Regions from separate parts of the Homo sapiens genome. Here region 2 is linked to region 1. A link is an interaction called in ENCODE POLR2A ChIA-PET data of the cell type or tissue named here. Cell type or tissue: Caco-2. All regions are shown on one strand. Each heading gives the region's core, and the rest is flanking DNA. Links, peaks and the distances in the headings are about the cores only.

What was found. Peaks named below come from ENCODE experiments on the same cell type or tissue, not always from the same donor. Only the 100,000 strongest peaks of a DNase experiment are listed, where the experiment ranks them.
Region 2: POLR2A ChIA-PET joins it to region 1 with 7 read pairs; 6 of 35 experiments call an interaction of 5 or more read pairs at or near these places.

The regions. Positions count from the first base shown.
Region 1 is chr1:212,943,421-212,955,649 of GRCh38, reverse strand. VASH2 (vasohibin 2) reads right to left here and starts at 5,109. Exons shown (of 8, transcript NM_001301056.2): 1 at 4,910-5,109; 2 at 3,832-4,311. The coding sequence starts at 4,107. RefSeq lists enhancers at 200-249, 4,404-4,453, 4,974-5,123. In Caco-2, for the core only: no CTCF peak of the experiment used is centred there; a DNase peak (open chromatin) is centred at 5,139; H3K4me3 peaks cover 1,606 bases.
Region 2 is chr1:212,999,857-213,012,085 of GRCh38, reverse strand. ANGEL2 (angel homolog 2) reads left to right here. Exons shown (of 9, transcript NM_144567.5): 3 at 3,620-3,876; 4 at 4,888-4,957; 5 at 6,632-7,053; 6 at 11,174-11,300; 7 at 11,703-11,760. Among named protein-coding and RNA genes, the nearest start is that of ANGEL2, 9.9 kb to the left of the region's middle. In Caco-2, for the core only: no CTCF peak of the experiment used is centred there; no DNase peak of the experiment used is centred there.

The DNA.
Region 1 (12,229 bases), core at 4,125-6,624:
GTTTCTTGCTGAATCCATCCTGGTTTTCTGCCCCAAGGAGAGTCCAGTTCCAAGCTGTTAAGAAACAGGAGGATTGTCCTAGAATTTTCCTAGAATGCCCACTGTTTTCTTCTGGGCTGGCCACTCTCTCTGAGCCTCGCTTCCCATCTGCTATTATCCTCCAACTGACTCTTGCTGTTTCCTTAAAGTCTTTCTGAAAAATCCTGCCTTTGACCTCGTCAACTGCTAACTTCAGACTCAACAACCTCCAGGGGAGAGGCCTGCAGTCACAAATTTAGAAGGAGGATCTCAAAGCAGGGGAATCCCTGCAAGATGGGGATATCTGGACCTTCAGGCAGAAGTTACCATGGCTGCTAAGGGAATGTCCTGTAGTCAAATGAAGTGTCATTTAGTCCTCCATGCAGGCCCTTGAAAACCTCCCCCATCTACTTCTTTTGCTTCTTAGTCTACATTCAATGGCCAAAAATGGTTAATCCCCCTGAAGCCTGCCAAGCTTTTACCACCGCCGCCACCCTACCACCCTTCTTCTGTACAAATTCCTCAGTAAGATATTGATTTGGTTGATGGAGAAAAGGACTTGACCCCAGAGGAAAGAGTCTGCCATGCTGAGCACAGAAACAACCCTCTAATCCGAGAGGAGTGGCCCCTGGAAAAGGGAGCTTTTGAGGCTCTTCCCATGTTAAGGCCTAGGCAGGGGTCAGGGCTTGGGGAATGTCAGGACCAGGGGAGATACCATGATAGGACTGGGGATAGAGAACCAACCATTAAGATGCAATGTGAGAGAAATGTTAAGTTCTTTATATTTAGGGCCAAAAAGCTGACTGTCCACATTTGGGCTGGGGATTCCTGGCTTGGAAGCAGTTTTCGCGTAACCTTCTAGTTACTATGAAAAGTACAATATGATGTGGCCACTGTGTAAAAAAGGGAAGACCAGCTGGGCGCAGTGGCTCACACTTGTAATCCCGGTACTTTGGGAGGCCGAGGTGGGCAGATCATGAGGTCATGAGTTCGAGACCAGCCTGACCAATATGGTGAAACTCCATCTTACTAAAAATACAAAAAATAGCTGGGCATGGTGACATGTGCCTGTAATCCCAGCTACTCAGGAGGCTGAGGCAGGAGAATTGCTTGAACCCGGGAGGTGGAGGTTGCAGTGAACCGAGATCGCACCACTGCACTCCAGCCTGGGTGACAGAGCAAGACTCCATCTCAAAAGAAAAGGTAACACTTTCTTAAGAACACAGCATTCAGCTACAATAATGGAAAAATCAGGTACAGGTCTCAGGAAGTAGCAGTCTGTGTTCTAAACTGCTCAGACATGATTTAGAAGCCTGTGTTTCATATGTGCTTGCAAATGACTACTGACAAACTAGGAATTGTCTCAGAAGGAGGAGGGTGAGTTGGTCTGGGAGCTATGACATATAAGAAAGGGCAAAAGGCCAGATGCGGTGGCTCACACCTGTAATCCCACCACTTTGGGAAGCCAGTGAGGGAGAATCGCTCGAGCCTAGAAGTTTGAGACCAGTCTGGGCAACACGGTGAGAGCTTGTCTCTACAAAATTTTTTTTTAAGTTAGCCAGGTTGGGTGGTACGTGTCTGTAGTCCCAGCTACACTCAGGAGGCTGAGGTGGGAGGATTGCTTGAGCCTGGGAGGTTGAGGCTGCCGTGAGCCATGATCACACACTGCACTCCAGCCTGGGTGACAGAGGAAGGCCTTGTCTCCAAAATAAGAAAAAAGAAAAGAAAAAGGGCAAAAGGAGCTATCTGTGGACAAAGAAGGCCAAAGGAAGAAGCAGAAGCAGAATGATAGAAAAAGTCACAGTCCTGAGGGCTCATAGTCTAGCAGACCTCTAGCATCACACAGATCAGCATTAGTGACCTGGAGACTCACGGGTCATAACATCATGAGATTTTAGAGCTGGAAAGAACTTACAAAGTCTGGTCTATTCCCATTTTATAGATGAGAAAACTAAGGACAGAGATTTTAAGTGAATGACCTCACTTAAGTGAGGCACAAGGCTAGATGTCATACAACCAAGACTAGGATTCAGTTCCTTGATTTTTACTCCAAGTCCCTTCCATCCTAAGAGCACTCTCTCATAACATTCAAGGGTGCTGTGAGTAGCAAAGGAAGTTGACAATGCTCTGCCCTGATTCAAAAGGCAAGAGGAACACAACAATCAGTGATGAAATGTGATTTGCGGGTGGGAGGGTGCTGCGAGGAGGATTTATGGTTGGTCTAAGAGCTTCCTAACAATCGACTCTGGCCAGGCCTAAGATCAGCTGCCCTGGGAAGCAGCAAGCTCCCCATTCCCAAGAGGTCTTCAGAAAGAGGAGGGGATTCTGTTGAGAGGTGGGAGACTGGTCTCTACAAACAGCAAAATTCCATGATTCCCACATAGAGAATGCACCCCCCCCCGCGCACCCGCATACATGGTTGGAGGAAGGATAAAAGCACAATTAGAGGCAGGGTTGGTACGGGTGCTACTAAGAAAGGCAGCATGGGACAGTAGGAACAGGCGTTTTTTTCCTTGTGGTCACTTTTCTTCCAAGTTTAAGGGCTCTCGGCTCCTCACTGGAGGAAAAATTCTCAAGTCAGAACTGCAAACCAGGAACAAAGGTTGTTCTCATATTCAAGAACTCAGCAAGGGTAATTATGGTTGACACTAAAGCAGGCAAGATTCTAGTTGGGCACAATGAAGATCTCCTTGACCAGCAGAGTAATAGAACACTGTAACTGACTGCAGCAGGAAGTTTAGAGGCTCTGTCACTTCTCCAAGGACACACACAGCTTTCTGGCCTGCAGGCTCAGATGCTCAGCTGTCACCAGGCTGGGGAATCAACCAGATGGCCTTCCGGGTCTCAAGTCTGGCATTCCTAGACCTGCCCAGGAATCTTCTCAGCCGTACCAGCGTCCCCAGGGTCCAGGGGAAACCATCCGCCACGCTATAACCCCGAGGCTCGGCAGCATTTCTCCCCAGTTTGCATTTTGATGTTTCATATAACGTATCTACTCCCACCAGGGTACATCTCCCTCCCTCGGTAAAGATATCCTTAGCCACCAAACCCAAATGGCTCACTGGCTTCTCTCCAAGGCAAAAAGAGAGTTTCACTCCTCATCCTCTTTTTCTATCCAGTGAGACTAATTCATCATGTGTACTGGAAAGTCCCTTTTAAGTCTCAGCCAAAAGTCTTTCTTTTTTCTTGGAGCACAAATAAGCTGGGAAGAGAGAGAGAGAGTTCACCGTTTTGCAAGTTTCAGAGGTGAAAGTCACTGTCACACACACACACACAAAAAAACCAGAAAGAAAAGAAAAAAAACTGGCAAAAAGTCTGGAAATTATTCACACTGAGAAGTCTGACTGGTTGATTTCAAATTCATTCACAGCTTAATAAATCATTTGCTGGGGGAAGAGGGGAGCAGAGGAGGAGCAAGACACTCCAAAGAGAACAAGCAGGGTGGGATCCCTGGGGTCTGTGCATTCTTTGGCATCGCTGGTACCTGGTGGCTCTAGCTTTTGCTGAAGGAGGATGTATGTGGGGGTGAGTAAATAATAGAGTTTGGCTGGAGCTTCAAAGACACCTTGGCACAATCCAATTACACAGTCCCAGGATAGCAAGCCCGCTACCTCTCCCTTCCCCATTTCTTAGGCTTCCAATCTAAATATCTCAATTAGAAAAGGGCTGGCAGGAAGGAATGGGGAGAGGAAGGGAGTTTGTAGCAGGACTAGGAAAATGGAGATTGCCTGTGTTTGCTATGTATAGGCTGAAACGGTCCCATCGCTGCCTACCTACCCCCAGCCCCCCAACTCCGCCCTGGAAGCCACTGACCTTTGCCAAGAAGGCGGCGTTCCTGATGGCGCCCACCATTTCTCCCCCCTTAGGGTGCACCTTGGCCACGTGCATCCACATGCGCTCCCAGGTGTGGCTGTCGATGGGGAAGCCGCTCTTGTTGACGTGGAACAGCACCCCGCCGTCTTTGTCCTCCTCCTCTGAGCCCCCGCTGGTGGCGAGGCTCACGGGCCGCGCGTGGCTGCTCCGGGACCGGGTGCCTTTGGCGCCTTTGGGGTGGGGGCAGCGGTGAGTGTCGGCCGCGGAGCCGGTCATGGTGGGGCCTGGGCGGGGAGCGAGGTACTGGGGGCGCGCGGCGGCGGCAGCGGCGGCGGCGGCGGGGGGCGTGTGCGCGCGGGCGCGGCGAGGGGATCAGCGCCCCGCGGGGGCGGCCTTCTCCATGCCTCTCGCTGCGGCAGGACTCACCAAGGGGGAGCGGCGGCGGGAGCTCCGCGGAGGCTCCCTGCTTACCGGCGGTGCCTGAAATCAGCGGAGACACAGCTGACACCACAGCTAAGTGGACGCACAGCGGAACCGAGTGAGGGGTCCCGGAGTGTCTCCACGACACTCCCCGCTCCCCCCTGCACGCTGACAGCCTCCCTGAGAATCGATGACGGGCTTCCAGCCCTGCGATTACCTAGAAAGGCAGCTCAAAATGTGCCACGAAGCTTCACACACACCTAAACCCGGGGGGTTGGGGATGGAGGGGCACAAGGAGCTTGGGGGATGCGGAGCGCAAGATGTGGGGAGAAGAAAGACAGCTTGTGTAGCATGAAGGAACAGGAGGTTCCCGCAAGGCTCCACACATTCCTGGGTCCTCAGATGTGGCCAAGAGAGGAGGGGAGCCACGAACGTGCTGGCATGTGAGCGCCCAGAGCTGGCGCGAGGGCGCTGCAGCAGCCTTGGCTTGCAAGGCGGCCCGCTTTCTTCCAGGAAGCCCTCCCGGACCCCGGCGGGGATCTAGTGGAAAGAGCTCCATCCGCCCCCTTTTCCCCGAGTTCCAGCGCCTATCACCGGGAGGGACTGGCTGCAGGCGGGCGGCGCGCAGGAAGGGCGCGCGGCAGCTCCAAGATCCTACCTCGGGACGGTTGGCTTCATGGCTGCAGAGCCTCTCCGGGCGGCGGGAGAGCAGGGGCTGCTGCTGCTGCTGCTGGGCCTGGGGCTGGGGCTGGGGCTGCTGGGGCTTGCTGGGGCCGTCGCCTCATTCCATGTCCCATTCTCGAATGTTATTCTGTGACATATAACCAAGTCACCCGGGCAGCCGCCGATGTTCCGAATGCGTCTATTGGCCACCGCAACAAAGAGGGGCGGGTCCCGGGCTCGGGACTCTACAACCCCGGGCTCCGCGACGCTCTGATTGGCTCCAGGGGTTCTCTGGCGGGAGGGGACAGGAGTAGGGGGAGCCTGGCGGCCACGCGAAATCCGATCGCTGTGGTGTCCTGAGAGCCCCGCGGGCTGGAGCGTTTGGCCATGGGACTTAAGATCGAGTTTCCCCAGGGGTCGTGGCACTTCGAGGGTTTGCAACTGTGGAAGCAGAGGAGAAACAAAACCACCCGAGAAGTGACCCCGCGGAAGCAGAGGGTTTGGCATCAGAAGAGCATTCCCTGAGGGACGCTGGACACACTTACCTGCCTCTACCCGGGATGATGAGTTGTTCATCCTCTACCTGGGATGATGAGGGGCTGTTCATACCTATGCGTGAAATTAAATCTTTTTTAAATCCCGCATTTAAAAATTCCTCAAAATTAACAAGTGGGTGCAGCTTTGGATCCTCTGGTATTAGTCATGGTTAATAAAGTCCCTTTAAGCCCAAGTTGAGAGGAGACAATAAAACTCAAGAGGTCAGGCAGGCCCTGACTGTTCTGCCACAGCTGTTGAGTGAGAGGAGGGATGGAGAGATGCTTCCAAACCATGGTGAAGTGGGTGGCTATCCCACACTCACTACTGAAACACCTTCTCTTTCTTTTTCTTTAAGAAAGAGGAGAGCAGGTTGAGGTGGGAAGAGCACCAGACTGCTGACCTGAAGGCTGGCTCCTGGTCCAGGTTTGTCACTTTGCTCAGCTGTGTGACCCTGGACAAGCCACTTCCCTGCTCTGGGCCTTAGCTTCTCTTTCTGAAAGGAGAGCAGACCTCCCGCTCTCCAGGGTCTGTTCTGGCTGTAAGGTTCTGTGATTCCCTGACTTCCTCTCTTGTGACACTGAGGATCCTGGCCATAGCATCCTTTCTCTTTAAACTGCAGGCCAGCAGGCCAGCTCTGAGCAAAGCAGTTATGAGACCTATGCTAAGTGAACCTTGAATTAAGAAGACAGTTGTCAAAGTGCCACTGATGGCGGGTCAGTTTCTGGATGCTTATCCTGACAAGTTGCCTGTCATGGAACTGGAACTTCTCTTCCACAGGAGGGCAGAGACCCCTGAGGGGTAGTTGAGAGCCAGGGCTTGGGTGAGGAGACCTGGATTCTGGACTTAGCCCTGCACTGCTCCCTGAGACAGAGCCCATGCCAAGAACTTTATAGATTCAATAATGAGAATAGGGCAGACGTGGTGCCTCACACCTTTAAACCCAGCACTTTGGGAGAAAGAGGAGGAAGGATTACTTGAGGCCAGGAATTAGAGACTGGACCAACATAGCGAGACCTTGTCTCTACTAAATAAATATTTTGAAATTAGCCAGATGTGGTGGCACACACCTGTAGTCCCAGCTACTCAAAAGGCTGAAGTGGACATGTAGAATGAAACTGGATCCTCGTCTCTCACCTTACACAAAAATCAACTCCAGATGGATCAAAGACTTAAGTCTAAGACCTGAAACCATAAAAATTCTAGAAGATAACATGAGAAAAACACTTCTAGACATTAGCTCAGGCAAAGAAATCATGACTAAGACCTCAAAAGCAAATGTAACAAAAATGAAAATAAATAAATGAGACCTAATTAAACTAAAAAGGGTCTGCACAGCAAAAGAAATAATCAGCGGAGTAAACCGACAATCCACAGAGTGCGAGCAAATATTCACAAACTGTGCATCTGACAAAGGACCAGTATCCAGAATCTACAAGGAACCCAAACAGATCAGCCAGATAAAACCAATCCCATCAAAAAATTGGCAAAGGACATGAATAGACAATTTTCAAAAGAGGATATACAGTCAACAAACATATGAAAAAATGTTCAACATCACTAATTATCAGAGACATACAAATTAAACCACCATAAGATACCATCTTACTCTTGCGAGAATTGTCATAAAAGTCAAAAAATAATAGATTTTGATGTGGATGTGGCAAAAAGGGAACATGCATAAAACTGCTGGTGAGAATGTAAACTAGTACAACCACTATAGAAAACAGCAAGATTCCTTAAGGAACTAGAAGTAGAGCTAAAGCTACCATTCGATGCATCATTCCCATGGCAGGGTATCCACCCAAAGGAAAAGAAGTCATTATATGAAAAAGACACGTGCACATGCATGTTTATAGCAGCACAATTTGCAATTGCAAAAATATGGGACCAACCTAAGCGCCCATTAACTAATGAGTGGATAAAGAAAATGTAGTATATAGGCCGGGCGTGGTGGCTCATGTCTGTAATCCCAGCACTTTGGGAGGCCCAGGCAGGCGGATCGCGAGGTCAGGAGATCCGAGACCATCCTGACTAACATGATGAAACCCCGTCTCTACTAAAAATACACAAAATTAGCCGGGCATGGTGGTGGGCGCCTGTAGTCCCAGCCACTCGGGAGGCTGAGGCAGGAGAATGGCGTGAACCTGGGAGGCGGAGCTTGCAGTGAGCTGAGATGGCGCCACTGCACTCCAGCCTGGGCAACAGAGCAAGACTCTGTCTCAAAAAAAAAAAAAAAAGAAAGAAAGAAAATGTGGTATATATACACCATGGAATACTACTCAGTCATAAAAAGGAATGAAATAATGTCTTTTGCAGCAACTTGGATGAAGCTAGAGGCCATTATTCTAAGTGAAGTAACTCAGGAATGGAAATCCAAAAATCATATATTTTTATTTATAAGTGGGAGCTAAGCTATGAGGATGTAAAGAATGATATAATGGACTTTGGGAACTCAGTGGTGGGCCGGGAAGGGGAGGATGAGTGTGAGGGATAAAAGACTATATATTGGGCCTGGTGGGGTGGCTCATGCCTGTAATCCCAGCACTTTGGGAGGCTGAGGCGGGTAGATCCCCTGAGGTCAGGAGTTCGAGACCAGCCTGGCCAACATGATGAAACCCCATCTCTACTAAAAATACAAAAATTAGCTGGGCATGGTGGCACAGCACCTGTAATCCCAGCTACTCAGGAGGCTGAGGCATGAGAATCACTTGAACCCAGGAGGCGGAGGTTGCAGTGAGCTGAGATTGCACCACTGCACTCCAGCCTGGGTGATGGAGTGAGACTCTGTCTCAAAAACAAAACAAAAACAACAAAAAAAGGGCTACATATTGGGTACAATACACACTGCTCAGATGATAGGTGCACTAAATTCCCAGAAATCATCACTGAAGAACTTATCCATGTAACCAAAAACGATGTGTACCCCAAAAACTATTGAAATTAAAATTAAAATTTTTTTAAAGGCTGAGATGAGAGGATTGCTTGAGCCTAGGAGTTCAAGATTATAGTGGGCTATAATCACACCACTGCACTCCAGCCTGGTTGACAGAGTGAAACTCCATTTCTAAAAGTAAAACAAAAATAAATAATGAGAATAATACCTTAGGTTCATAGAGACAAAGGAAATGGGCCAATTCATGAAATTGTCTGACTCATTTGACTGCAAGAAGAACACCTGGAAAAAAAAGCAAGAAGTGAAAGAAAATTATCCCCTCAACCTATAATTGCCTCAGTTTTCATTTCCTGATTAAAAGAAAACATGTCTCAGAGAGTGATCTATTTTCTCATCTTGAACATTCTTCTTCCCTTCTTTTTGCATTCACCTCTCAAATCCACCCTTTTCTCCACATTTCCCGGGAGTTTCAAGTCCAGGAGACTAGAATTTCAGGATGAGGACCTGTATGCAGAGAATGAGGATTTGACCTGACAGTCCCTCTGGAGAAAACTGAGCTCTCAAAGCTCAGGTGAACAGACCAGTTGGTGAATATCGAAGAATGTCTGGCAAGGGTCACCTTCCTTGGAATCACTTCCCAGTGTCCCCACTCAGGTCAAGTCCGAGCTCCTACGATTACCCTGTTAAGCCAGAGCCTGCATCCTGCTTTACCTGAATTAAAGTCCCGGGGACCTGAGAGGGTTATCAGTTCATCTTCCTGCCTCCAGGCACCTCAGGACTCCCTGACAGTTGAGGAGAAGAGCTTTTGCTGTTCATCTCCAATATTCCAATTATCTTTTCTTCTCTTCCCCAGCAGTGGGATGGAGTGGAGAACCAAGTGGCATGGCACATGAGTATAGTTAGGAGATTTTGCTACTTCTCCAAAGAGCTGGTAAGGAAGCTTCTGAAGTGAATTGTGCTGTCTCAGCAAGGGCATTGTCAGGCAGAAGGGCTGTCTTATTCAGAATTCCTTCTCATTTGACAGTTGAACTAGGCTGCATGGGCCGGCCAACTTTGTTCTCCATTTCCTTGTGTATTTTGTGTTATATGACACTCCAGTGAACCCAGGCAAGTTAGATTAAGGATTTTGAATGTTCTGGTAGTTAGTAAGACTGACACAGCCACATATACACACTGCAAATTGGACAAGACCAATTTGCAGTTTGAGCAAGGACATGGTGGCTGGATGCTCAACCTCTGAGAGAAAGGCCACTTGTATTTGTTGGCATAACTACCGGTATAGCAGGGAAGCGTAGTGGAAAAGTTTGGAATGAGAAGAACTGGACTTAGATAATATCTCATTATTCAAATGCCAGCTGCTATCATGATGAGAAATAAGACAAAATCCTACCCTGATGGTTCATATTTCTAGCTCTACTAGTTATTAATGGTAAAATTTTGGGTAAGTTACTCAGCATCTATGAGCCTTAATTTCCTCATGAAGACGGTATGATACTACTCTAGAGGGATATTGTGAGGACAGAGAGGTAAGGTATGTAAAAACACATGCTAAATTCCTGGTACATGTAAGTTGGGCTTTCATCTGAATCTGAGACAGTGACACAAACAGATTTGGAGACATCTGTTCCCAGCACATTTCACTGCCTGGGAGTCAAGACTGAGAAATTACTGCAGCTGCCCAGGGAAAGGGATGTATATTTCAAACAAGCCATGGGTGTGTGGAGGGGAAAAGAAAAAGCTGAGAGGCATAGGAGTAGGCGGGCAGTGGCACACAGGAACAGGAAGAATTTGTTTCTGCCTCTATTGACAGCACAGAGGAAGATCTACCCAGTTATGGGTTGAATTGTGTGTCCCCATCCCCAAATTCGTATGTTCGTATGTTGAAGTTCCAACCCCTAGCACTTCACAATGTAACCTTATTCAAAAATAGAGTCTTTGCAAACATAATTAGTTAAGATGAGGTCATACCAGAGTAGTAAGACTGATATCCTTATAAAAGGGAAACTTGGATGCAGAGACAGACATGTGCACAGAGAGAACACCATGTGAAGATAGGAGTGTTGCTGCCACAAGCCAAGGAACTACCAGAATCCAGGAGAGAGGCCTGGAACAGACCCTTTCCTGCACCCTCAGAGGGATCCTGGCCTTGCCAATACCTTGCTCTCAGACTTCCAGCCTCCAGAAGTGTGGGATGATAAATTTCTGTTTAAGCCACTCAGTTTGTGGCACTTTGTTTTTTTGTTTGTTTGTTTTGAGACAGAGTTTCGCTCTGTCGCCCAGGCTGGAGGTGCAGTGGTGCAATCTCAGCTTACTGCAACCTCCGTCTCCTGGGTTCAAGTGATTCTCCTGCCTCAACCTCCCAATTAACTGGGATTACAGGCACCCACCATCACGCCCTGCTAATTTTTGTATTTTTAGTAGACATGGGGTTTCACCACATTGGCCAGGCTGGTCTCGAACTCCTGACATGAGGTGAACCACCCTCCTCAGCCTCCCAAAGTGCTGGGATTACAGGCATAAGCCACCGTGCCCAGACAGTTTGTGGCACTTTGTTTTAGTGGCCCTAGCAAACTAATACACCCCATATGAGGCTGATACCCACATGGGGCTGATGAAAGTTCAGCCCATGTGTTCGGGGCCTATGATCATCCTGATGAGGGATGTTACCACTGCACTGAACTAGTGAACTGACTTTTTCACTAAATATCAACACTAATATTCTGTAAATCATGAGATTTAGCAATCCTGCTGTGTTCTAGGACCACAGAAGAGAATGCCAAATGAGGAACTTAAGCGTCTTTCCTGGAGGTCTCAGAAAAATCAAATAGCTTCTTCATCTCTCACTTCCCTAAAGGATATTTTGCATATATTCCATGGTAGTATCTGAATCACATATATTGTCACCTATTCATAGGCACAGGCTGGAGTGCAGTGGCGCAATCTCAGCTCACTGCAGCCGTGACTTCCTGGGCTCAGGTGATCCTCCCACCACAGTATCTTGAGTAGCTGGGACCACAGGTGCACATCACTACATTCAGCTATTTTTTCTTTTTATTTTTTTTGTAGAGACAGGATGTATTCGTCCATTCTCACATTGCTATAAAGAACTGCCAGGCTGGGCGCGGTGGCTCATGCCTGTAATCCCAGCACTTTGGGAGGCCAAGGTGGGTGGATCACGATGTCAGGAATTCGAGACCAGCCTAACCAACATGGTGAAAGCCTGTGTCTACTAAAAATACAAAAATTAGCCGGGCATGGCGGAACGCACCTGTAATCCCAGCTACTCAGGAGGCTGAGGCAGGAGAATCACTTGAACTCGGGAGGCAGAGATTGCAGTGAGCTGAGATCGTGCCACTGCACTCCGGCCTGGGCAACAGAGCAAGACTCCATCACAAAACAACAACAAAAACAAACAAAAAAAGAACTGCCTGAGACTAGGTAATTTATAAAGAAAATAAATTTAATTGGCTCATGTTTCCACGGACTGTACAGGAAGCATGGCTGGGGAGGCCTCAAGAAACTTATAATCATGGTGGAAGGTGAAGGGGAAGCAGGCACATCCTACTTGTCTGGAGCAGGAGGAAGAGAGCAAAGGGAAAGGTGCTACACACTTCTAAACAACCAGATCTCATGAGAACTCATTATCACTAGAATAGCAAGGGGAAAATTCACCCCCATGACCCAATCACCTCCCACTAGGCCCCTCCTCCAACATTGGGGATTACAGTGCGACATGAGATTTGGGCAGGGACACAAATCCAAGCCATATCACGGGGTTTCACCATGTTACGCAAGCTGGTCTCAAACTCGGGCTTGAGAGATCCACTGGCCTCAGCCTCCCAAAGTGCTGAGATTACAGAAGTGAGCCACCATGCCTGGCCTGTT
Region 2 (12,229 bases), core at 3,821-6,320, 57 kb before region 1:
ACTTATTGCTACACAGTTACAAAGGACCTAGTCAGAAAAAAACACTTGTAGAAATTCTTAACTGTCCAAAAGTGAAAATCTGTTTGTGTATAGTACTTAACCACAGCATAGGGAGATAAACAAGAAATATTTGAATGAATGAAAGGTGTATTTAGAGGCATTAAAATTAGGTTTCTAAGAACAATCCTAAGATCTATAAATATAGGGCAGTATGATGATACCAGATTGCTTTTCACTCATAAAAATTTGTCCATCAGGTCAGCACACTCCTCTTGTTTAGCCTCTTAGAAATCTGGGATGCTTTCAGATGGAGCTGTGGCATAGCTACATAAGCATTGATTTAGGAACCACTCCCTGCTTTCTTTTCTGCCCCACCACTAATTATATGAACTTGGACAGCTTACTTAACCTCTTTGCTCCTTGATTTTTTCGTGTAAAATAATGCCTACTTGAAAGTCTGTTGAATGAAATGAGATACTGTATGTCAAAGTGCCTAACACACTGTTGGCTTCATAGTAGGTACTCAGAAAATTATGGTGTTGTTTTCCCTTAATGGATGGGGAATTACATTTACCTACTGATAAAGCTTGATTACAACCTGACTTTCTATATGTCCATTCTTCCTAGGTGTTGTGAATAAGGAAAATGCTCTTCGTTAAGCCATATTTGTGACTTCCGATATTTCACTAATACTTTTCAATCAAGAAAACAGCATTGCTAACTTGCCTATCACTTTAAAGTGGTATTTGAAGGATTTGTGTGATACAATTATGACTTTGTAATTAGGCACCCTAAAAACCTGATCAGGCCTATTGCTTACTTTCTTTGATTCATCTGTCTTCTCTGCTGTGATCACCTTGTTCCTCCTGATATGGAAGGTATATAAGCTTTTGTAGTGTGAATTTATGTTGTGAAGCATATGAAGGCCAGAGACTATCCACTCTTATCAGTGGTTTTCAAATTGTCTTCCATGGAACCCTCATATTTGAACACATTTCTGTAAGTTTATTAAAAGCAAATGTGGTCAGTATAAAATATGTGTTCACCCCATCATCCCAGCCCCAGTCCCAGCATGCCAGGGATTGGTGTTCCATGGCATGAAAAGTAACACAGAAGGGTTCTACAAGTTGTAGAAGTTTGAAAGCCACTGTAGTAACCAGATAAACTAATGGTCCTGGTTGTTTAAAAAATGGAATTGCAAAAAGAGTTGTTTATAAACTTTAATGACCAGGACAATAAAAATCTTAATGCATTTATATGCCATTACATGTACATGTTTTATAAGGAAATATGAATAAGGTTTTTAGACCTTAATTTTCATATTTTAATATGGCAGTGAAACCAGGGTAGTGCTCCATCTGTGATGATAGCTTATATATTGTTTGCATGACTGGAACCCTTTCCATCTTGTATACATAAGAAGACTTTGATTTGGCTAAAACCATCATAGACAGTCTCCAGTTTATGAATGAATTGTGTTCTACACATGATCAGTTCTTTTTTTTTTTTTTTTTGAGACGAAGGCTCACTCTGTTGCCCAGGCTGGAGTGCAATGGCGCAATCTCAGCTTACTGCAAGCTCCACCTCCCAGGTTCACGCCATTCTCCTGTCTCAGCCTCCCGAGTAGCTGGGACTGCAGGTGCCCGCCACCACGCCCGGCTAAATTTTTGTATTTTTTAGTAGAGACGGGGTTTCACGGTGTTAGCCAGGATGGTCTTGGTCTCCTGACCTTGTGATCCACCCGCCTTGGCCTCCCAAAGTGCTGGGATTACAGGTGTGAGCCACCACGCCCGGCCAATCAGTTCTGTTTTCCCTATAGAAATTTTGTTATAAATCTGAATGGCTCTGCAGAGCCAGTACAATTGGCCTTAGTTCTGAGCCATTGGGGGTAGGATTCCTATCTTCAGTGAATGATAGGGAAGAGGATAGTTTCCTTTCCTGGGCATAGGATAGGCTCTAGGCAAAATTCTTCATAGTTGAAGACTTTTGTTTAGTTTGGTTTTGTTTCTTTCCATCTTTTTTTTTTTTTTTTTTGAGTTGGAGTCTCACTCTTGTTGCCCAGGCTGGAGTGCAATGGCGCGATCTCGGCTCACTGCAACCTCTGCTTCCCGGGTTACAGCGATTCTCTGGCTTCAGCCTCCTGAGTAGCTGGGATTACAGGTGCATGCCACCACACCCGACTAATTTTTGTATTTTTAGTAGAGACAGGGTTTCGCCATGTTGGCCAGGCTGGTCTCGAACTCCTGACCTCAGGTGATCCACCCGCCTCAGCCTCCCAAAGTGCTGGGATTACAGGCATGAGGCACTGTGCCTGGCCTAATCATACTTTAAAATGATTACTTCATTGGCATTTTTAAATAGCATATTGATATTTTGATTGTAAATGTATTGTGCAGAAGATTTGCAAAAATATTTCACAGTCCTAACACTCAGAGATAACTACTCTTAAAAATATGGGTGTGTTTCCTTTTAGTCTTTATTTCACCCTCTATATAAGTGTATAGGATATTTTAACTTCAATTTAATTTTTGATTGGTGGAATTCCAGGCATTGTATTCCAGTGAAGTGAAAACCTTTGCAGGATAGAGGGAGATATTCTAGGGGCTGAAATTTTTTATATAATTTAATCATACTTAGAAGTCCATTTCCAAATCTGTTTTCCCATGTTCTTCCCATTTTTTTGTTTTCTCTTTTGAACTCATAAATTCTCCAAAAATTCCGTGTTTCTCTTCATGGTTTCCATGGCAGTAAGAGCATGCTCTTTAATGATAGGATGTAGGAGACAAGATCAAAGGTGAATACACACACACACATCACACACACGGTTATTTCTAAGTCAGGGACTGCCTATGATTGCAAAGTCTTGTGTTTTTTTATTCTTTTCATCACTTTTGCAGAATGCATGATGTGTTTGCAGAATATGAACACACGCCTGGTTGTTGCATGCTAGGTTTGTTGGTTAGCCATCATTTACTAGCATTCTGTAGCTATGTCATATTTAACTTTTCCTTTGTTGTACATTTAAAAGATTTCTTTTGTTATTTTGTTTGCATGTTCCACTTCAGTGTTTTAAACACTAAAACTTCTTCCATATATTGCCATTATATACACTTCTTTCATGTATAAACTAGAATTCTGAACTAAGGGTTGCTTCTGGAACTTGGTTAATCATTTGACGATCTTATCCCACTAATAGGGAATAAAATACAGTGTAAAATCATCTTATTGAAAAGCCAACTTTGACATACAAATTTGTTGTTATAGTTATAAAACTGCCAATCACATCTGTGGCAGAGCCACTTCTTAACTGTAGAGAAGTGAGAAACCACAACCTCTGTATAGTCTTAGCTTTGTTAACACATACTCTCAGCCTCCAGAATGACTTGCAAGATTCTTTTAAACCTGTTTTAAACCTGTTGGTCAGTATATTGTGTTACCGCATTTGTAACCAATTTGATAACAGTTCTAATTATTCAGTGCTATATTGCCACTTCCTAGGGAAAAACATTCTATTCATTGCTTATGGGAATTTTTAAGAGGCTGAAAAATACATATATGTGGGAAACTGTATGGTCTGCTTTTGATTAATTCCTTATATTTGTGCAATATATTTTAACAGGTGTGATAAAGCGGAATTGGGAATATATATGTAGCCATGATAAAGAAAAAACGAAGATCCTAGGAGACAAAAATGTTGATCCCAAATGTGAAGACAGTGAGAACAAGTTTGACTTTTCAGTGATGTCCTATAATATACTTTCACAAGATTTACTGGAAGATAACTCTCACCTTTATAGACATTGCCGGCGGCCAGTATTACACTGGAGTTTTAGGTTTCCCAATATTCTGAAAGAAATTAAACATTTTGATGCAGACGTAAGTGCAAAATATTATTGAAATTCTTCACATAAGAAAAAGTTGGGGCCGGGCACACTGGCTCATGCTTGTAATCCCAGCACTTTGGGAGGCTGAGGCAGGTGGATCACCTGAGGTCGGTAGTTTGAGACCAGCCTGACCAACATGGAGAAACCCCGTCTCTACTAAAACATACAAAATTAGCCGGGCGTGGTGGCTCATGCCTGTAATCCCAGCTACTCAGGAGGCTGAGGCAGGAGAATCACTTGAACCTGGGAGGTCGATGTTGCAGTGAGCTGAGATTGCACCATTGCAATCCAGCCTGGGCAACAAGAGCAAAACTCTGCCTCAAAAAAAAAAAAAAAGAAAGAAAGAAAAAGTTGGGTTAAATGTTTCATTTGTGCATTTATGAACTAAATGGTTTTATCCATTTTGTTTGTGGGGTAAGAAAGGAATATGTTTAAGAATAATGATGGAATAAGTCTTAATAAGGTATAACTTTCAGAGAGGCATTTGTTAGTGGTTGCTGGTATGAATAATCATCTAACTTTTCAAAGAGGGTCCAAAAAGTTTTTAAGTATGGGTCAGTTTTGAGACAGAAACTGGCAACATATTAAGTATTCAGTAAATATTAACTTTGATTTGAAATTTCAGTAATTCATGCAAAAATGTCACCTACCTGATAGCATTCAAAGAAATCTGCCTCTTAAGACCTGAAAGATAGTACCAATGAACATGTAAAACCCGGAAAAATATCCTGACATGTAAGCTAAGAATATTTCCTTTTGGAAATAATAATTTTGAGTACTAAGGGAGCTCCATGTGATTGAGGGCCAGAGTTTTGAGATTGATCAAAATTCGGAAACATTAATTTGGTAGATCTATAACAAGAAAAACAGGTAAGTCTTTTATTTCAATTCTTATCAGGTGTGGAATTTTAGAAGCCTGCTTTTAGATATTTTAAGATAAAAGCACCAGGAAATTCATGATTGCATCTCTGTGTTCTAATTCAAGCTATTTTTTTCTTCCAAGGTACTTTGTTTGCAAGAAGTTCAAGAAGATCATTATGGAGCAGAGATCAGGCCAAGTTTGGAATCACTGGGTACAATGCAACTTTTTTTTTTTTTTTTTCTTTTTTGAGACAGGGTCTCACTCTGTCGCCCAACTGGAGTGCAGTGGCACAATCATGGCTCACTACAGCCTCAACCTACTGGGCTCAAGTAATCCTCTCATTTCGGCTTCCTGAGTAGCTGGGACTAGAGATGTGTGCCACCATGCCCGGCCAATTATTTAATTTTTTTTATAGAGACAAGGCAATGTAACTTTTAGCCAAATTTACTTTTGAAAATTCATGTGTCATTAAAGTATAACTTGCTGACAAAGATGTGTGGCATATTTTGGCTAAAAATCTTAATTTTAAAAACTTAATTTCAAAGAGGAAAAGATTGAGGTACTCACTGGAAACTTTTGTGTTGGTGTATAATTTTAATTCAAACAGAAAGATGTGTAAGAATATCTTAGTAGCTCCCTTTCCTAGGAGTTGTTCTGTCCACCTGTAGACCTATAAGCTTCTGAGCTCCAGGAGACCATTTTGTCTCGTTCATCATTATAATACCAGTGCCTGCCAGTGTCTACCTAATGGATAGATGCCAAAAACCTGTTTGATAAATAAACACTCCTAGAAACAAGTTATCTGTGGTCCCATATACTTGAGAAGTGTGCTTACTTTGCATTCATTCATTCAGCAATTTTTTTTTTTTTTTTTTTTTGCGACAGAGTCTCTCTCTTGCCCAGGCTGGAGTGTAGTGGTGCAATCTCGGCTCACTGCAAGCTCCACCTCCCAGGTTCACGCCATTCTCCTGCCTCAGGCTCCCTAGTAGCTGGGACTACAGGCGTCCGTCACTATGCCCAGCTAATTTTTTGAATTTTTTTTAGTAGAGACGGGGTTTCACCGTATTAGCCAGGATGGCCTTGATCTCCTGACCTCGTGATCCGCCTGCCTTGGCCTCCCAAAGTGCTGGGATTATAGGCGTGAGCCACCACGCCTGGCCTTCATTAGCAATTTTTTTTTGAGTGCCTACTATATACCGTGCACTGTTCTAGGGAATGAGGATATAGCATTGGGCAAAAAAGATTAAAAAAATTTCTCCCTTGTGTGGAGTGTACCTTCTGGTGGAGAAAGGCTAACCAAATAAATAAGTAAATAGCATATTAAGTAATGATAGTTTTCTGGAGAAAAGCAGGAAAGTGGAATAGGAGAGGTTTCAGTTTTAAACAAAATGATCAGACGAGGTGACATTTGAACAAATATTTGAAGGAGGTGAAGGAATAAGCGATGCCTAGAACATTCTAGGCAACAGAAATAGCAAGGGAAAGGCCCTGAGGTTGGAGTGTGTTAAGGCAAGTGAGGAGGCCAGTGAGATTGGAATGAAGTGAGGGGGAAGGAGTTACAGGCAAAAAGATCAGGAATATAGGGTGGAGAGAGTGAGAGAATAGATTATTATAAAGCTTTACTATTGCCATGACTAAGTTTTACTAGGATGGCAACGGGAGACTGATAATACACATTAGCATATCAAGGGCTGAAGTCTGCGCATAAAGAGGCCTGTTAGACCCAGTGTCAAACGTTTTTTATTCCAATGTTTATTGACATCCTACATTACTAATGTTTTGCAGAATACAGTTTGGTAAACATTGTTCAGAAGTATCAGGTGAGCTGTGTTTTGATAAATATATAAAAGCAGTCATTTGTTTTAAATTCATTTGTTTCTTGTAGGTTATCACTGTGAATATAAGATGCGGACAGGAAGGAAACCTGATGGCTGTGCTATTTGCTTCAAACATTCCAAATTTTCACTCTTGTCAGTGAACCCAGTGGAATTCTTCCGCCCTGATATTTCTCTGTTGGACAGAGACAATGTTGGATTAGTTTTACTCTTACAGCCCAAAATTCCATATGCTGCCTGCCCTGCAATCTGCGTAGCAAATACGCATCTGTTGTATAATCCAAGGCGAGGTGATATTAAGCTGACGCAATTGGCAATGCTACTGGCAGAGATTTCCAGTGTTGCCCACCAGAAAGATGGCAGCTTCTGCCCTATTGTTATGTGTGGTGACTTTAATTCTGTTCCTGGTTCTCCACTATATAGTTTCATAAAGGAAGGAAAATTGAATTATGAAGGACTTCCCATAGGAAAGGTAAGTGCTTTCTTCATTGTTATTAGGGAGTGGACATAGTTGCTCTGCTCATGATAATGTGAAGATAGTCATTACATGGCTATTTGAAAACCTTGGATGATCCAGTACCCTCACTTTATCAAACTATGATTTTCCATGACTTTTTTTTTTTTTTTTTTTTTTTTTTTGAGACAGTCTCACTCTGTCGCCCAGGCTGGAGTGCAGTGTCATGATCTCAGCTCACTGCAAGCTCCACCTCCCGGGTTCAAGTGATTCTCCTGCCTCAGCCTCCCGAGTGGCTGGGGTTACAGGTGTGTGCCACCACACCTGGCTAATTTTTGTATTTTTAGTAGAGACGGGGTTTCAGCTTGTTGACCAGGCTGGTCTCGAACTCCTTACGTCGTGATCCACCTGCTTCGGCCTCCCAAAGTGCTGGGATTACAGGCGTGAGCCACTGTGCCCAGCTTCTTCTAGTAAGTAATTATTTTCACTTGGTTGATTTATATCTTTTTCATCTATCTGTGGCAACATACTGCTTGGAGGAATTAACAGGCAGCAAAAAAAAAAAAAGTATTGACAGACATGGATACTTCACCGATAAGTAACACAAGGTGGCAGGATAGAATTTTGAATGCTGGTTGTGGGCAAAATAGTAATTTAACATTTATTATACAAGTTTCCGTTGTAGAATAATAAATATTTTCTTTAGCTTAGCACAATTTATCTCGTGATTATTTTTATTGTGCTTTCCTCTCCTTACTTTAGATCATTTCATCTTCAGTATATTTACCAAAATAAGCTCTCCAACACTGGAGTTTTGAGTAATAGTTTAAAATTATTTATTTTTTTTTTTGAGATGGAGTCTTGCTCTTTCGCCAGGCTGGAGTGCAATGGTGGGATCTCGGCTCACTGCATCCTCTGTCTCCCAGGTTCAAGCAATTCTGCCTCAGCCTCCCGAGTAGCTGGGACTACAGGCTTGCACCACCAAGCCCGGCTAATTTTTTGTATTTTTAGTAGAGATGGGGTTTCACAGTGTTAGCCAGGATGGTCTCTAACTCCCAACCTTAGGTGACCTGCAGGTTCACCTCGGCCTCCCAAAGTGCTGGGATTACAGGCGTGAGCCACCATGCCCAGCCAATAAGTTTAAAATTTTGTAAGAGTTAATCTCTCTTAGTACAGGTATACTTCATTTTATTGTGCTTTGCTTTATCGAGCTTCAAACATACTGCATTTTACAAAATTGAAGTTTCATAGCAACTCTACCTTAAGCAGCTCTATCATTGCCATTTTTCCAACAGCATGTGCTCAATTCCTGTCTCTGTCACCTTTTGGTAACTCTTGCATTACTCAAGCATTTTCATTATTATTAACATCTGTTATGTTGATCCAAGATTAGTGATCTTCGATATTACTATTGTAATGGTTTTGGGGTGTTATGAACTGTACCCATATAAAATGAGAACTTAATCGATAAATGTGTTCTGACTGCTCCACTAATCATCTCTCTCCCCCTACTTGGGCCTCTATATTCCCTGAAGCACAACCATATTGAAACTAGGCCAAGTAATAGCCCTGCAGCGCTCTCTAAGTGTTCAAGTAGAAGGAAGACTCACATGTCTCACTTTGAATCAAAAGCTAGAAATGATTAAGCTTAGCAAGGAAGGCATTTTGAAAGCTGAGAGAGGCCAAAAGCTAGGCCTCTTGCACCAAACAGCAAAGTTGTGAATGCAAGGAAAAGTTCTTGAAGGAAGTTAGAAGTGCTACTCCAGTGTATGAAGGCATAATAAGAAAGCAAAACAGCCTTATTGCTAATATGGAGAAAGCTTGAGTGGTCTGGATAGAAGATCAAACCAGCCACAGGATTCCCTTGAGTCAAAGCCTAATCCAGAGGAATGCATTAAGTCTCTTCAATTTTTTGAAGGCTGAGAGATGAGGAAGCTGCAGAAGAGAAGTTGGAAGTTAACAGAGGTTAATTTATGAGGTTTAAAGAATGAAGCCATCTCCATAACATAAAAGTACAGGTAAAGCAGCAAGTGCTGCTGATGTAGAAGCTGCAGTAGGTTATCCAGAAGATCTAGCTAAGATCATTGATGAAGGTGGCTACACTAAATAATAGATTTTTTTTTTTTTTTTTTTGAGACAGGATCTCGCGCTGTTGCCCAGGCTGGACTGCAGTGACACGATCTCGGTTCACTGCTACCTCTGCCTCCTGGGTTCCAGCGATTCTGCTTCAGCTTCCCAAGTAGGTGGGATTACAGGTGCATGCCTCCACGCCGGGCTAATTTTTTAATATTTTTTGGTAGAGGTGGCGTTTCACCATGTTGCCCAGGCTGGTCTCGAACTCCTGGGCTTGAGCAATCCTCCTGCCTCAGCCCCTCAAAGTGTTGGGATTACAGGCATGAGCCACCGCACCTGGCCAACAATTTTTAATGTGGATGAAACCACTTTATATTGCAAGAAGATGCCATCTAGGACTTCATAACTAGAAAGAAGAAGTCAGTGCCTGGTTTCAAAGGACAGGCTGACTCTTTTGTTAGGAGCTAATATAGCTTGTTACTTTAAGTTAAAGTCAGCATTCATTGACCATTCTGAAAATCCTAGGGCACTTAAAAATTATGCTAAATCCACTCTACCTGTGCTATGTCAGTGGAAAAACAAAGCTTGGGGATGACAGTGCATCTGTTTATGGCATAGAATATTTTAAGCACACTGCTGAGACCACTATTCAGAAAAACAGATTCCTTTCCAAAGATTACTGTTCGTTCACAAGGCACCTGGTCACCCAAGAGCTCTGATGAAGATGTACAAGGAAATGAATGTTTTTTCATCCCTGCTAACACGGCATCCATTCTGCAGCCTATGGAATCAAGGAGTAATTTTGTACCTACAGGTCTCCTTATTTAAGAAATACATTTCATAGGCTATAGCTGCCATAGAAGTGATTTCTCTGATGGATCTGGGGAAAGTAAATTGCAAACCTGCAAAGGATTCAGCATCCTAAATGCTATTCAGAACATTCGTGATTCATGGGAGGAGGTCAAAATATCACCATTAAAAAGAGTTTGGTAGAAGTTGATTCCAGCCCTCATGGATGACTTTGAGGGGTTCAAGACTTCAGGGGAGGAAGTAACTGTAGATGTGGTGGAAATAGCAAGAGAACTAGAAGTGGAGCCTGAAGAATTAACTGAATTGTTTCAATCTCATGATAAAACTTAAATAGATGAGGAGTTGCTTCTTATAGATGAGCAGAGTATTTTCTTGAGATGCATTCTATTCCTGGTGAAGATGCTGTGAACATTGCTGAAATTACAACAAAGGATTTTAAATGTTACATAAATTTAATTGATAAAACATTGGAAGGGTTTCCAATTTTGAAAAAAAGTTCCGTGGATAAAGTGCTGTCAAATAGCATCAGATGCTACAGAAAAATCTTTTATGAAAGGAAGCATCAATGGCTGCAGCAAATTTCATTGTTGTCTTATTTTAAGAAATTGCCACAGCCAACCCCCACTTTAAGCAACCATCACCCTGATCAGCCAGCAGTCATTAATATCTAGGCAAGATCCTCCACCTGTAAAAAGATGATGACTCACTGAAGGCTGAGATGATTGTTAGGATATTTTAACAATGAAGTATTTTTAAATTAAGGTATGTATTTTCTTAGGCATAATGCTATTGCACACTTAGTAAACTACAGTATAGTATAAACGCAACTTACATGCACTGGGAAACTGAAAAAATTATGTGACTTGCTTTATTGAGATACTCACTTTATTGTGGTGGCCTGAAACCAAACCCGCAGTACCTGTGAGCATGCCTATATTTGATACAATAGGAACTATATTGCAGGTAGTAAAAAATGATGAATAGTGTTAGTTCAAAGCGATAGATGATTTGTATGTCCAAATTAAAGAAAAGCATGTATGGGAAAAAGATTGTCATTTTTATGTAAATGATAAGTGCTTTCTGAATTGTATTTAAAGAAAAGAAGATTTTATAAGTCCAAAGAATCACTTAATACAATGAATAAAGGGTAATAATTTACCACTTTTGGATTACCTTTTATTTAAGACATAAATTTTTCAACTCATAAGCTATTTAAAATCTTTTCACTTAAGATACCTGTTGAAATTTTGTTTAGGTATCTGGCCAGGAACAGTCTTCACGGGGACAAAGAATTTTATCTATTCCAATTTGGCCCCCAAACCTAGGTATCTCACAGAACTGTGTGTATGAGGTACAGCAGGTACCAAAAGTAGAAAAGACAGGTAAGTGTTTGTAATACATTTTGGCAGTCTGCTGGGTAATCATGTTCCCTTTGAAGACATAAAACTAAGTTTTTAAAAAGAAAAAATCTCAGGGATGAATATTCATATATATAAATATGTAGTTATTCATTTTTTTTCTTAAGACCTCTAAATTTACCTTTTTAAAGTTGAACTTCCAGAATTATCTGTGCATGATTTACTTGCATGTTGCTTTGGAATTGTTTGCATTTTTCTATTTTTCCTAATTCTGGAGGCCATCGAAATATATAGATTCCAGAATGAAACATGTAACTAGGCATCTTTCTAACCTAGATAAGTCTTAAATATTGTTTCTAGAGTAAGATGACGATATTAAGGCAAACTAGAACAATAACATTAATATATTTTCCTCTATTCTTACAGACAGTGATCTGACACAAACACAGCTGAAGCAAACAGAGGTCCTAGTGACAGCTGAAAAGTGAGTTCTGGAAAGCAAAAGGAGACATTTGCTAACTTTAGTTGAATAAAAAACTCATTTCTCAAAAATCACTTGGATAAAAAAATGAAGGTGATAGTATTCCGTGCTGGTGAAGGGTGCTGGCCCTTAAGTCAGATAGGCCTGAGTTCCAGTCCTGACTCTGCTGTGTTTTAGCCGAATGATTTTGAGCAAGAAACTTAACATCTCTGAGGTTCAGTTTCTTTGTCTATAGTTTGGATTGTTGTGAGGATTAGATGAGACAAAGCATATAAAGCACAATGTCTGAAACATACCTAGGCACCTAGGTAGTGTTAGGAAGGGAAACAGCTTGTCTGTGGACCTGGACCAGCTCAAATACTCTTTGAAATTCACATACTTAAACAAAGGTCAAGATCACATAAAAATATCTTTCAGATCTCAAAAGGATCTTTAGTTGTCTTTGATTTACTAAATCTCAAAACCATCTATA